Linked DNA regions of Homo sapiens: region 1 is linked to region 2. A link is a contact called in ENCODE Hi-C or POLR2A ChIA-PET data. All regions are on one chromosome and are shown on one strand. Each heading gives the region's core, a stretch centred on a gene start or an enhancer-like site at or near the end of the contact. The rest is flanking DNA. Distances are from core to core; before and after follow the strand shown.

The links. A loop is a pair of places that touch in the nucleus more often than their neighbours do. ChIA-PET counts read pairs that join two places held with the same protein, here RNA polymerase II (POLR2A). Pooled maps may share reads with other maps.
Region 1: a map of endothelial cell of umbilical vein shows a loop between it and region 2 (9-fold over the local background). The contact joins two enhancer-like sites. A Hi-C loop is called at or near these places in 2 of 168 maps with a recorded cell type or tissue (PC-3 and endothelial cell of umbilical vein), 9 of 37 single-sample maps with no recorded cell type and 15 of 50 pooled maps. POLR2A ChIA-PET finds 5 or more read pairs at or near these places in 6 of 52 experiments (GM12878, MCF 10A, T-cell and 2 more).

Annotation. Positions count from the first base shown.
Region 1 is chr3:15,767,457-15,770,533 of GRCh38, reverse strand. All of the region lies in intron 2 of ANKRD28 (ankyrin repeat domain 28), which reads left to right. Among named protein-coding and RNA genes, the nearest start is that of ANKRD28, 29 kb to the left of the region's middle. RefSeq lists a silencer at 1,505-1,554. Within about 2 kb of position 1,398, at least 14 of the 41 ENCODE cell types and tissues checked have a DNase peak (open chromatin) inside an H3K27ac peak, as active enhancers do; they include PC-3 and endothelial cell of umbilical vein, where a contact is called at or near this core.
Region 2 is chr3:15,628,882-15,632,182 of GRCh38, reverse strand. All of the region lies in intron 1 of BTD (biotinidase), which reads right to left. Among named protein-coding and RNA genes, the nearest start is that of BTD, 29 kb to the right of the region's middle. Within about 2 kb of position 1,347, at least 12 of the 41 ENCODE cell types and tissues checked have a DNase peak (open chromatin) inside an H3K27ac peak, as active enhancers do; they include PC-3 and endothelial cell of umbilical vein, where a contact is called at or near this core.

The DNA of each region.
Region 1 (3,077 bases), core at 149-2,648, 140 kb before region 2:
GTTGTTCAGTGCTCAATTCCATTAGATGCTTCAGTGTCCTTCCTTTAAATCGATTTTGCCTAAACTGGTTTAAGTTAGATTTCTGTACCCAGTAATGCTATCTAATATATATATATATATGTATATATATGTATTCAATACATAGTAATTATTAAGGATGATAATAGAAATGTGGACTATTTATGATTTTTCTTTAAAGTTACATTGCTCTGATAAATGCTAATGATATTTCATATTATAATCTGAAACTTTAAGGTTCCACAGAGGTTTTCAAAGTATTCCTTGGAGGAAGAGGATCATAGCATGCATCTTGGAACTAGTTTTAACAGTTGTTTTACAGTTGTCTGTCAGAGGTAGTTCTAAAATGTGCTTCATTCTCATACCCAAAGTCAATATGGAAGTCTTCTACAACCTATATGGCAAGTGTTCTCCACTAACATAATTTGTTAAATCCTTTCTAGTGCCTATAAGGTACATAACTTTTTTTTTTTTTTTTAAGTTAGACCAAGGCTTTTTCAATGGATGTGGAGTCCACTGACAGGTGTTCAGTGTACTCTTCCTTGCTCAGACCATACTCACAGTGCATTATCTATAACTTCCATTTTGAGTTTCTGTAGCTGATGTGAGAAATTAGACCCTTAAGAAATAATCTTAGGGCAAAACCCCTAAGGTTTTTACTGTTCACTGTTTGCCTTAGTGTTTCCAATTGTCTCAGCCATACCCAATTCAATAGCACTTCCCTTTTTTCAGTAGTTTGCTTTTATTGATTCTTCAGTTGTGGTAACAAACACAGCTTACCCTTGATAAACATACCCCATCATGGGAGCAAAACTGTGTAGGCTTGTTAGTGGTAAACTACTAGTCAGAATATTTAATGTGCCAAAGTCATCTATTAATTTTACTCAGGAAGCCGAGGATATTGGTTAATCTTGTGAGTCAGTTAAATAAAGATTAAGAATTTTTTGTGTTTTATAATTTTAGGTAACCATTTAGTGGGCATTTAAGTTGTTACTAGCATTTTGCCTCCTACAGTGATTCAATAAATATACTTAATCATTTTATCTGGATATGTAGGCTTTTTTTAAAAAAGCCTTAAAATGGAATTACTGTGTCTAAGGGGATCGTCACTTTTTAATTTTAATACATTTTGGTGAAAGAAATCTTAAATATTTTATTACCTAATTTTCAATGTTTAACTGTAGTAAAATATGATATATAAATTCTTTCTTTCAAAATTAGCCAGTTGTATTTCTCCCTTTTCTTCAAATTGATTTGCAGAGAGGAAAAACTGTGTTCATATGAATCATAAAACACATTAATGGGATTCGAGAGGCATTGAGTCATAGAATTCCAGACATCCCTCACACACAGATGACTCACTTTCTGTGTTGTTGTGCTATGTGTGTGGTTTATCTGGTGCAATAGATGTTTCTCAGTTTGACTAAATCTGATCATATTTAAACACTCTAGGAAGTTTGCTGTGTTAATGAGTAACACTGAAAAGCCTAGGCAAAGTATCCTTTCTTTTAAAAAAATGACTAAATTAGGACACATCTTTGCATGTATTCTGTTACTTTAGTGGTTCTGTGTTAGCTCTTTCAACAATTGTTGAATAATTTCTGTGTAGAGCATTCTGTTTCCTGGGGTGGTATATGTTGGAATAAAAAACAAGGTCTTGTGCTAATTGTGGTGAGAGAAAGAACCCTTAGCTTACTGAACAATTTAACATTATTGGCACTATATCAACCTCCCTTTACTGGAACACCTGTTACTATTTTAAGGACAAAAGCAGCATTAAAATTATAGGAAGAAATGTTTGAAGAGACCAGTGATAATTATATGTTACACACATTTGCCCCCCTGCCCCACCGCCGCCCCCCGCCAGAGAAGATCTTGCTCTGTTGCCCAGGCTGGAGTGCAATGGCATGGTCATAGCTCACAGCAGCCTCAAGCTCCTGGACTCAAGCCATCCTACCTCAGCCTGCCGAGTACCTAGGACTACAGGTGCATGCCACCAGCCCAGCTAATTTATTTACTTATTTATTTTTTTGTAGAGATGAGGTCTCACTATATTGCCCAGGCTGATGTAGAACTCCTGGCCTCAAGTGATCCTCCCACCACAGCCTCCCAAATGTTAAGATACGTCTGTATAATAACATCACATACTACAGCTAAGCCTTTTTTGGATTGCCTGTAGATATTTAATCCTTCTTTTGCCTAGCAAGCAGGTTTTTACTTTAATTCTCAATAGCCCAACTATTTTTTCTTAAAGTAATTAAGGGATTCCTAAACAAGAAAATTATTACAAAATGAAGTATAATTTTTCATTTGTTTAAATCTTGAAAACTGTATTAGTATTCTAATATGGTAAGAGGCCCCCCAAATATACTACCTACTTTAAATAAGTTTATTTATCTTAATAGCATGAAAGTCAGTGATCCAAGCTAGTAAGGCAGCTCTTTTCTGTAGGATTATTTATTCCAGATCTTGTTGCTTGACAGTATGCTAGTATATTGGCCTGCATTTCCATGGTCAAAGGGGCTCAGTTTCACATGTGCCTTCCAGCCTGTGGGAAGCAGGAAACAATTAGCCCCTTTCTAGAGTAGTTTTGTTTTTGTTTTTGTTGTTTTGTTTTGTTTTGTTTTGGTGACAGAGTCTCTCTCTGTCATCCAGGCTGGAGTGCAGTGGCGCCATCTCAGCTCACTGCAAGCTCTGCCTCCCGGGTTCATGCTATTCTCCTGCCTCAGCCTCCCAAGTAGCCAGGACTACAGGCACCCGCCACCACGTGCGGCTTTTTTTTTTTTTTTTTTTTTTTTTTTTTTTTTTTTTTTTTAGTAGAGACTAGGTTTCATTGTGTTAGCCAGGATGGTCTCGATCTCCTGACCTCGTGATCCACCCGCCACCTCAGCCTCCCAAAGTGCTGGGATTACAGGCGTGAGCCACTGTGCCCAGCCTAGAGTAGTTGTCTTTTAAGTTGAAGATGACCTGGAAGTTGTGCCCATTATTAATTTCCACTCACATACCATTGGTCCACACCAAGCAACAACTTCAAGGGAGGCCAGGAATGTATTCTCTCA
Region 2 (3,301 bases), core at 98-2,597:
GCAGTGTGGTCAAGGAAGACCTCGATGAGAGGGTGATGTTTGGACCGAGGCCTGAAGGGGGTTCGGGAGGAAATCACGTGGGTCTGCGAGGTGAGAGCACGGCAGGCAGAGAGCCTGAGGCAGGAGCATGCCTCACGGGCGGGTGCAAGAAACAGCAAGGACAGCAGGGGGCTGGAGCCAAGGGGACAAGGAGAAAGTGGCAGCAAAAGGAATCACAGAGAGAGAAATGACAGGGACCTGCTTAGTGGTCTCCTAACATCCCCCTGCATTTGTCCTCATCCTCTTCCATTCTGGACTCATAAGAGCAGCCAGTGAGATCCAGAGAAAGCCTGAGTCTACCAAGGTGCACCTCTGAAACTCTTCCAGTGACTCCCCAGTTCACGTAGCGCAGAAGTCAAAGTCCTTACAATAAGCCAATAGAAAGCATCTGGGAGACAGGAAACACTTGGCAGGTGGGGAGAGATGCAGAGTGGCATCTTGAAGTAAGCATCCTGATCTTGGACGGCCCTACAGAAGCTCTGCTTCTGATTTCATAAGGAAAACATTCCCCCAACACCAGTCCTGATCAGGAAGGTTCTTTCCATCTAATAGGAAAAATCAGTCTCAATTACATGGAAATCTATTTCATGTAAATTTGGTAATATGTCAATCACTAGATATTTTTACACACAAGGGATTTTTCCCCACCTTGCTAAATGATTCATCTTAATAATTAGCTGTGTTTCCTTCCTAGCCATGCTATTACAATAGTGTCTTCTGAAATAAAATGAGAGGGATTATTATTAAGGCATTCTTAATAATTTCAGAGGCAGATACATACATTAAAAAATCTTTAAAAGATAAATAAAACATCTTTTTAATAAAATATCTTGTCATTCTTTACTTGTCAGGGAGAATAGCAATCCTATGATTAGGAAAGGAGGCAGGAAAAGTTGGCAGAGGAGATGTCACATCCTGTGGAACAAAGCCTGAGGGAACTGCTAAGTCATTAGGAACCGGCATAGTATACATTTCTATGTGTAGTGACTGAATGCCAAGAAAAACATTGGGAAGTTCCAACAGTCTTTAAATTATTCTCATGAATTTCGTGACTTCATTGTCTAAATTCTTTTACATAAACAGGAGAAATAATGTCTATCTTCACCTAATTTATATGATCTGAATTTAAAGAAATCACAAAAATGATCTTTTATTTCCCAGAAAGTCTTCTCTTGCCTCTTGTTATCTGATTGTCACATCTGAGTGTGCTGGTCATGAGCTTGTCCGTGACCGGCCCCTGGAACAAGAAGCTCCACAATGGTTCTCGCGTGGGCAGCTTTGTTTAAACCCACCCACTACCAAGACGTTTGATGTCTCATTCGGAAAGTTCAAGGGTAAACACTTGTGAGTGACAGCTGATGATTTAAGCCTGAACTCACCAGCAACTGTGAATAAGTTATCAAGCTAATATGTCCTCTGAGTTGAGGTGGTAAATTGTAATTTCACTTTCAAAAAAAATTCCAGCTATTATTTTAAAAAAAGAGAATGATATACAGAAGTGTAACTGTGCACTGTGCCTTTGATTAGCCAGTTTCTGCTCCATTGGCTAGAATAATTTATCCTAGGAAACCAAATGTGCAATCAAAGGATCTTGACATTTCAACTGAAACACGTTATATCTTTCTTTTCCTCAAATGAGAAACTGCCTTCACAGTTTAAGTCAAATAAAACTTCTTCCTGAAATGCCCAGGTATTTAATGTAAGAAGGCTTTTTTGCACATGGAATTTGAATAACAGTCTGTCTTTCACTTTCTATAGACAGAAGGAACCCCGGCTGAGACTGATTCTCAGACAGTTGCTACTGCCACTCCGTGGACAAACTGAGTATCATTAACCCAAGTGGCTACGCATGTGACCTTAGGTATCGCAATAGCAGAGCCATTCTTAAGCAGTAAATGGATGGCTTTTCCCCCCTTTCCTTCTCCATTTCTAATACTTCATCTATCTCTTTTACAGTTAAACAAGACCCAGAAAGCATCTGACTTTCAAGATTTGAGTTTCATGAAAGCTGTTTTTTACTCACCACACTCCCACGATGGCATCTTTTTGAATTTGTTGCAATTTCATACAATATGACTGGATGTAAAAAGTGACGCTGCCCATTCCCCCTGTGACACACAGCGTCTGCGTGGGGAAATCTGTCTGAATTAAGGGATCTACAATCAATGCCACATTGCATTTTACATGCAATATAAACCGTTTGAATATCCATTATTATTATTTTTTTATCTTCCTGCCACACAAAGCAGAGAAAGCAGATGGTAAAAATTCCATCTTCATGGTGAGGGAAAACTCCAGGACTGGTTAGTAATGATAATGAGACTGGGAGCCAGGTCTCCTGGCTTCTGGTCCAGCCTGCCTAGTGCATGTTGAAGAACCAGGGCAATTTAGTGGTCAAGCTTTAATGACCACTGCGGAGGTGAAACCCTGTCTGTACTAAAAATACAAAAAGTTTGCCGGGCATGGTGGCACGTGTCTGTAATCCCAGCTACTCCGGGAGGCTGAGGCAGGAGAATCGCTTGAACTCGGGCGGCGGAGGTTGCAGTGAGCCCAAATCGCACCATTGCACTCCAGCCTGGGTGACAGAGTGAGATTCCATCTCAAAACAAAACAAAACAACCACCGTGGAGTCTTCAATACGCTGCAGGGGAAATAAGCAGAAATTTCAAGGTAGCTCTCCCAAGGGAGATTCTGGGTGATCAGACCAGAGCAGAGGGTCTCAAATGTAAGCACGCCATCAGAGTCACCTGAAGGCTTGAACACACAGATCTCTGGAGCCCATGCCTGGAAGTTTTGATTGAGTAGGTATGGAATAGGGTCTGAGAATCTGCATTTTATGGCAAATTCCAAGGTGATGCTGATGCTCCTGGTCTGAGTCACACTTGGAGAACCAATTGAGTAGAAGATAGAGGAATGTATATCCTATATTCTGACTCCTATTGTTCCCTTATGTCAAAGAAAGTTATGAGTCAGAAACATCATCTTCATTTCTCAGGTGCCTCTCCAATAGGGCTGATGGAATCTGGGCAGATTTCAAAGTATTTCTACCATATTTAATGAAAATAAGCAGCAAAGAAAGCATTAAACACTCAAACTAGAAGGAAAAATCTCCCCTAAACAATTTGATGCAGGTCAGTTAAAGGACTCAGTGCTTGTCTTAGCTATGGCAGGAATACCATTGAAGAACCAGGTTGTTATTGGTTTTTACTTAAATAAAATTCCTGATTTAAAAAAAGGTGGGGGGCAATATGGTAGACTAGAT